2 separate regions of the Homo sapiens genome follow, and region 1 is linked to region 2. The links are chromatin contacts, found by POLR2A ChIA-PET in ENCODE. All regions are on one chromosome and are shown on one strand. Each heading gives the region's core, a stretch centred on a gene start or an enhancer-like site at or near the end of the contact. The rest is flanking DNA. Distances are from core to core; before and after follow the strand shown. Region 1 overlaps NECTIN4 (nectin cell adhesion molecule 4). Region 2 holds the start of ITLN2 (intelectin 2).

Evidence for each region. ChIA-PET counts read pairs that join two places held with the same protein, here RNA polymerase II (POLR2A).
Region 1: POLR2A ChIA-PET joins it to region 2 with 23 read pairs in MCF 10A. The contact joins the enhancer-like site here to the promoter of ITLN2 in region 2. POLR2A ChIA-PET finds 5 or more read pairs at or near these places in 2 of 52 experiments (MCF 10A and OCI-LY7).

The regions. Positions count from the first base shown.
Region 1 is chr1:161,073,131-161,076,202 of GRCh38, forward strand. It overlaps NECTIN4 (nectin cell adhesion molecule 4), which reads right to left. Exons shown (of 9, transcript NM_030916.3): 5 at 1,481-1,629; 6 at 1,087-1,243; 7 at 590-665; 8 at 95-169. Among named protein-coding and RNA genes, the nearest start is that of ARHGAP30, 4.8 kb to the left of the region's middle. RefSeq lists an enhancer at 1,623-2,299. Within about 2 kb of position 1,686, at least 2 of the 41 ENCODE cell types and tissues checked have a DNase peak (open chromatin) inside an H3K27ac peak, as active enhancers do.
Region 2 is chr1:160,953,541-160,956,842 of GRCh38, forward strand. It overlaps ITLN2 (intelectin 2), which reads right to left and starts at 1,269. Exons shown (of 8, transcript NM_080878.3): 1 at 1,187-1,269; 2 at 847-910. The coding sequence starts at 1,201.

The sequences.
Region 1 (3,072 bases), core at 436-2,935, 120 kb after region 2:
GGACTGGTAAGGGGGCTGCTGACGCACCATATCTGGGACCAGGACAGGGGCCCGAGGAGAGTGGTGGGGACACCGGTGGGGCCGGGGGCCTCACCATCACAGAGCAGCTACTGTTGTCCTTGAGACTATCAGGGTGGCCCTCGGCTCTCAGCCCTACACTCTCCTCCGGCTGCAGGGCCCAGACACGGGGCAGTTAGAACAGGGCTCAGCCTCCTCCCCTCAGCCTCTTCCCCTCTTGTCCTCCACCAGCCTCCTCCCTACTTGCCTGTCCCCCAACCCAACAGGTCCATTCTCTCCTGGAAACAAACATCCTCATTTCCCCACTGCGACCACAAACCCACCCTGGAAGCAGAACTGATGGTGGCTTCCCAGAAAAGGCCCTAGGCCAATGCTGAAGGGGGCCTTCTGGAGCAGCCCTAGCAGACCCAAAGCAGCTACACCCTCTCAACTCTACCCCGGCCAACCCCAGCTGTGAGTCAGTGGCTGACCCAGCAGAGAGCTGTGCTCCTGGTCTGCAGAGGGGCCCAGGCACAAGCAGACCCCAATGCGACCACACCCCTGCATGCATACACCCAACCTTGGCACACACCTGGCTCCTGGGGTCCGTGTGATGGGAATGCAGCCTCCGGATGGAGTTCTCCCTGGTCAGGGTCAGCTCCTCCTCACTGGGAAAGACACACCCTTGTCAGGAGCTGAGGGTAGTGGCAGCCTCCCAAGGTGAGCCTATCCTGGCTGAGCCTAGTGAGACAGGCCCGGAGGGTGTGGGTGCCGTGCTGGCCCTGCAAGTGTGAGTGTGTGGCTGCAGGTGGCAGTGAGGCTGAAGAGCATGTGTGTGCTGTGTGCGTGTGCATACTTGGCAACATCCAGGCACATGGATCTGAGCCTCACTAAGGTGGAAGGATTGAGTGCTCCATCTGTGCTCCAGACCCTTAGCTCCTCCTCAGCCCTAGAAACACCCTGCCCACCTCTAGTCTGAAACTCCTCAGTTTTCAGCCTACCCAGTCTCCTCGGTCCTGGCCCACCTCCTGCTATCCTCTTCTTTGTTCTCAGCTTAGTTCTACCCACCCAGGAGTGCCCAGTACTCACTATTTCTGGGTCATCTGCTGGGCCTTGCGCCGATGGTATCGGGACATGAGCACCACCACCACCACCAGAAGGCAGAACAAGAGTGCGGCGATCACACCCACCACCACCACCGAGGCTGACACTAGGTCCACCTGCTTCCCAGAGTCTTCCTGGGGGTCTGCTGGAGACAGGCCACTGTCTGAGGTGGAAGCCTGCAGCCACAACCCACCCCAGACCTCACAGCTCCCCCGCAAAACATCTAAAACCACACCTCAGTTTGATTCTCTGCAAGACACACAGCCCAGCCCCCTCTGAATAAACACTTTCCCAATTCACTGTCTCTGTCTTGCTTCCTGCTGCCCCCACCAAGCCCTTGGCCCAGGTCCTTACCAAGGACTTCTGCTCCAGTGCTTACCAAGAACATCCACAGTGACCTGAGAATCCCTTGAGGAGAACTCATTGCTGACATGGCAGACGTAGATGCCGCTGTGCTCAGTGGTCAGTGGGGGAAAGCCCAAAGTGTCCCCATCCACTCGTACCCCACTGGGCAGAGGCCCATCCAGCCTGGAAGACAGGGAAGCTGAAGGGTGCCAGCCGGGAAGGGCTGAAGCCACCACCACCCAACGTGTCCAGACAGCTCTCCACCCTCCACCCCCATGACGTCACCCAGAGCCGCAGGCTGTTCCCACGGTGCCCCTCCCTCCACCAGGCAGGTCTAGGCAGAGGTCCTTTCTCCCTGCTGCCCAGCCTGACCTGGGCACCCCCCACACACACCCGGGGAAGATCCACACGTGTGCCATCCCACATGCTTCCACAGGCATCACGTCATCCAACACTGGGTACCAGGTACACATGTTATAAAGTCCACACAACAGGACACTCCACTCCTAGCTGGGTGTAGAGGTAATTGGAAAATGTGACTGCCTGCTCCAACACCCGTGATGTTGCATGGCAGGATACACAAACATAGCCCCAGGCACAAGGCCACATGCATCGCTCATATGCTCACATGTGAGAACATGCCCATGATGTGCTCACACACATGTGTACCCAACCTCTCCCTGACTCTCTAGATATTTCAGATCTTGGAAAAAGGCCAAGGATGCCTTGAGGGAACTGGAGGTAGTGGGTGTTTTTGAGGTGCTAGCAATATTGTGGTGGTTATAGGAGTGTTGGCTTAACAACAATTAGAAAAAGACACAGCTGTCTTGTCCATTTTATGCACTCACATAAATATATAAAATATTAATATCGAAATATTGTGTTATATTTCACAATTTAAAAGTTAGACAAGGCCGGGCATGGTGGCTCACGCCTATAATTCCAGCACTTTGGGAGGCCGAGGCTGGCGGATCACCCGAGGTCAGCAGTTCGAGACCAGCGTGGTCAACATGGTGAAAGCCCATCTCTACTAAAAATACAAAAAACTAGCTGGGCATGCTGGCACACACCTGTAATCCCAGCTACTTGGGAGGCTGAGGCAGGAGAATCTCTTGAACCTGGCAGGCAGAGGTTGCAGTGAGCCAAGATCGCACCACTGCACTCCAGCCTGGGCAACAGAGTGAAACTCCATCTCAAAAAAATAAAAATAAAAGACAAGGGCTGGGCGTGGTGGCTCACGCCTGTAATCACAGTACTTTGGAAGGCCAACGTGGGCAGATCACAAGGTCTAGAGATCGAGACCAGCCTGGCCAACATGGTAAAACCCCATCTCTACTAAAAATACAAAAATTAGCTGGGGTTGGTGGCGCGCACCTGTAATCCCAGCTACTCAGGAGGCTGAGGCAGGAGAACTGCTTGAACCCAGGAGGCGGAGGTTTCAGTGAGCCGAGATCATGCCACTGCACTCCAGCCTGGCGACAGAGCAAGACTCCGTCTCAAAACTAAAATAAATAAAATAAAAGACAAAAAATTTAAGGGCTTATCCATTTATTCCCTACTAATGACCATGTATCTTAGATTCCCTGGGCAAGCCAATAATATTTGGTGACCATACATATTCTTGTA
Region 2 (3,302 bases), core at 19-2,518:
CTCTACTAAAAATACAAAAATTAGCTGGGGTGTGGTGGTGCACACCTGTAATCCCAGCTACTGGGGAGGCTGAGGCAGGAGAAGCTCTTTAACCCAGGAGACGGAGGTTGCAGTGAGCCGACATCACGCCACCGCACTCCAACCTGGGCAACAGAGCAAGACTCCGTCTAAAAAAAAAAAAATTACAGGACTCAAGGTAAAATCCAGACAAACCCTGATGACAGTGCCTCCTTGAGCAGACACTTAACATCTCTGATCCTTTTTCTTCATCTTTAAGATGTCATTAATAACTTCTTTATACGCATGGAGATCAAATGAGATGACATATGTAAATGTGCTTTTTTTAACTGATGGATTGAAATAAACAATAAACCCAGTATCAATGAAAAAATATCACTATTGTGCCTACTGGAAGAATAGAATTGTGAGGATTCTATTCTCACAATATCCTCCTCTGCGACTAGAGGAGGGTGTACCCTGGACACAGCACTGATCACCCAGCTGCCTCTGGAGATCCCAAGGCCAAGGCCACAAGAGCAGCTGAGCAGGGACACAGTTCTTACTCTCTCACCCCATGAACCCCTCACAGCCACAGAAGCAGAGAATCAAGCCCTAGGAAATACCTGAGCTAACACCCTGACTGCTTCAGACCAGACCCCAGGAGAGGCCAGAAATCAGCACCCAGTCCACACCTCAAGTTGGCTGCCTAGCCTGGGTTCCCTGCCTCTCCAGAACTTCCCCTTTGACCCTTGACTTCAGAGCCCTGCCCAGCTCTACTCCCTCCAGGCCCTGCACAGCAGAGGGGAGCCCAGGAAACTGCAGCTCCTACTCTCAGAAGCCATTTACCTGCACTGCACCCACTGGTGGCCACAGAGAAGAATAACAGGAAGCAGAGTCTGGTCATTGTCCTCTAAGGAAAAACAAGATGCACAAGGTCACTGGCTGGCCCTTCCTTTGTCATCCTCTCGTTCTTACTTCCTAACCTTTCTGAGTCAGGAATCCTCAAATGGAAAGTGATGGGCTCATGAGCATTCTAAAACCTCCTGGAATATGCCCCACGGCTGTCCAACACTACAAATACCCAAGGGGCCATGGGCTCATTTCCCTGAAACTCTAAATCTCTAAAACTGAGACCTGAGCTGGCATCATTGCTCCCACACACATGGATCAAAAACATTTTTCTCACCAGCATGGACAGCATCCTTACAGATGCCAGGAGCTGATAGTTCCCTTCCTGTGGACACTCGGAGCTCCCCTGCAGAGGATCCTGATGAAGGGTGAAGTGCTGGTCCCTTTATGTGGAGAGCTGTGGAGAGCCAAACCACCTGAGCCCTGCCCAGCCCAACCCTGAGCAGCCTAGGCTGCTAGCCCCTCCCTCTGAAGCCCTTCCCTCTGAGGGTACCTGAGCCTGGGACCGTGGAAATGAGAAAGGACGTGCGACTGGCTGGAGGAGCAGGGAGCTGTGTTCCTGGCCACACAGGTGACTGTCGCCATCTGAGGAGGGGCATCCTGCTTTGCCAAGGCAGGCCATACAATGTAGCAGTATCTAATCAGATTCGTGGATAGGTCACAATCCTCCCCTGCGTTCTCCCTCTCCCACCTCCCCCAGATGCCCTGGCCCCCTAGACACAACTCTGTCAAGAAATCATCCTTTTAGACTGAGGTGACACCTCATGAAAAATAAATTAATTAATTAAGAATAATAATTGGCCAGGCACAGTGGCTCACACCTATAATCATAGCGCTTTGGGAGGCCGAGGTGGGCGGATTACCTGAGGTCAGGAGTTCAAGACCAGCCAACATGGTGCAACCCTGTCTCTACTAAAAATACAAAAATTTAGCTGGGTGCAGTGGCGTGCACCCGTAATCCCAGCTACTCTGGAGGCTGAGACAGGAGAACTGCTTGAACCCAGGAGGTGGAGGTTGCAGTGAGCCAAGACTGCTCCACTGCACTCCAGCCTGGGCAACAGAGCAAGACTTCACCTCAAAATAATAATAATAATAATAATAATAAATAAATGGGAAAAGAAGACATCATCCTTCCAATCTTTCCTCCAATTTCTCTATGAGGCCTTCCCTGACACCCCCATCACCAGACAAAGCTGATGGATCCTTCCTTTGTCCCACTATACACTGTCCAAACACTAATTATTGCATGTATCCTGCTGTAATTTTATTGTTTTATTAACTCTGTTTAGAAACAATTTGAAATTTATTAAATGTTGCAAAAATAACAATAATATAAAGCCACATATATGCCCTTTACCTAGATTCAACTATTGTTAATATTTCACCCCATTTGCTTTATCTTTCGTGTTCTCTCTCTCTCTCTCTATATATATATAGATATATGTATATAAAATACACCCACACACACAAAATTTTTTTCTGAACCATTTGAAGGTAAGGTACATACATCATGGGCTTTTACCTTTAAATAAATGCGTATGGGTTTTTTTTATTTTGTTTTGTTTTTTGACACAGAGCCTCACTCTGTCACCCAGGTTGGAGTGCAATGGCATGGTCTCAGCTTACTGCAACCCCCGCCTCCCAGGTTCAAGTGATTCTCCTGTCTCAGCCTCCCGAGTAACTGGGATTACAGGCACCCACCACCACGCCCAGCTAATTTTTGTATTTTTAGTAGATACGGGGTTTTGCCATCTTGGCCAGGCTGGTCTTGAACTCGTGACCTCGTGATCCACCTGCCTCGGCCTCCCAAGTGCTGGGATTATAGGTGTAAGCCACCATGCCTGGCCAACTGTGTGTTTTCTAATAATAGGAATATGTCATGTATAACCACAGTACAATTATCAACATCATATTATTAAAAACTCTTTTTTTGGGCTGGGCGCGGTGGCTCACGCCTGTAATCCCAGCACTTTGGGAGGCCGAGGTGGGTGGATCATCTGAGGTCAAAAGATCGAGACCAGCCTGACCAACATGGAGAAACCCGGTCTCTACTAAAAATACAAAATTAGCCGGTCGTGGTGGTGCATGCCTGTAATCCCAGCTACTCAGGAGGCTGAGGCAGGAGAATCACCTGAATCCAGGAGGCGGAGGTTGCAGTGAGCCGAGATCACACCATTGCACTCCAGCCTGGGCAACAAGAGTGAAACTCCATCTCAAAAAAAACAAAAAACAAAAAAAACTCTTTTCTTTTCTGTAGAAACGGGGTCTCCCCATGTTACCCAGGCTACTCCAGAACTCCTGACCTTGATCCTCCTGCCTCAGCTTGCCCAAGTGCTAGGATTACGGGCGTGAACCACCGAGCCAGCCTGTTAACTCTTTTTAACATAACTGAT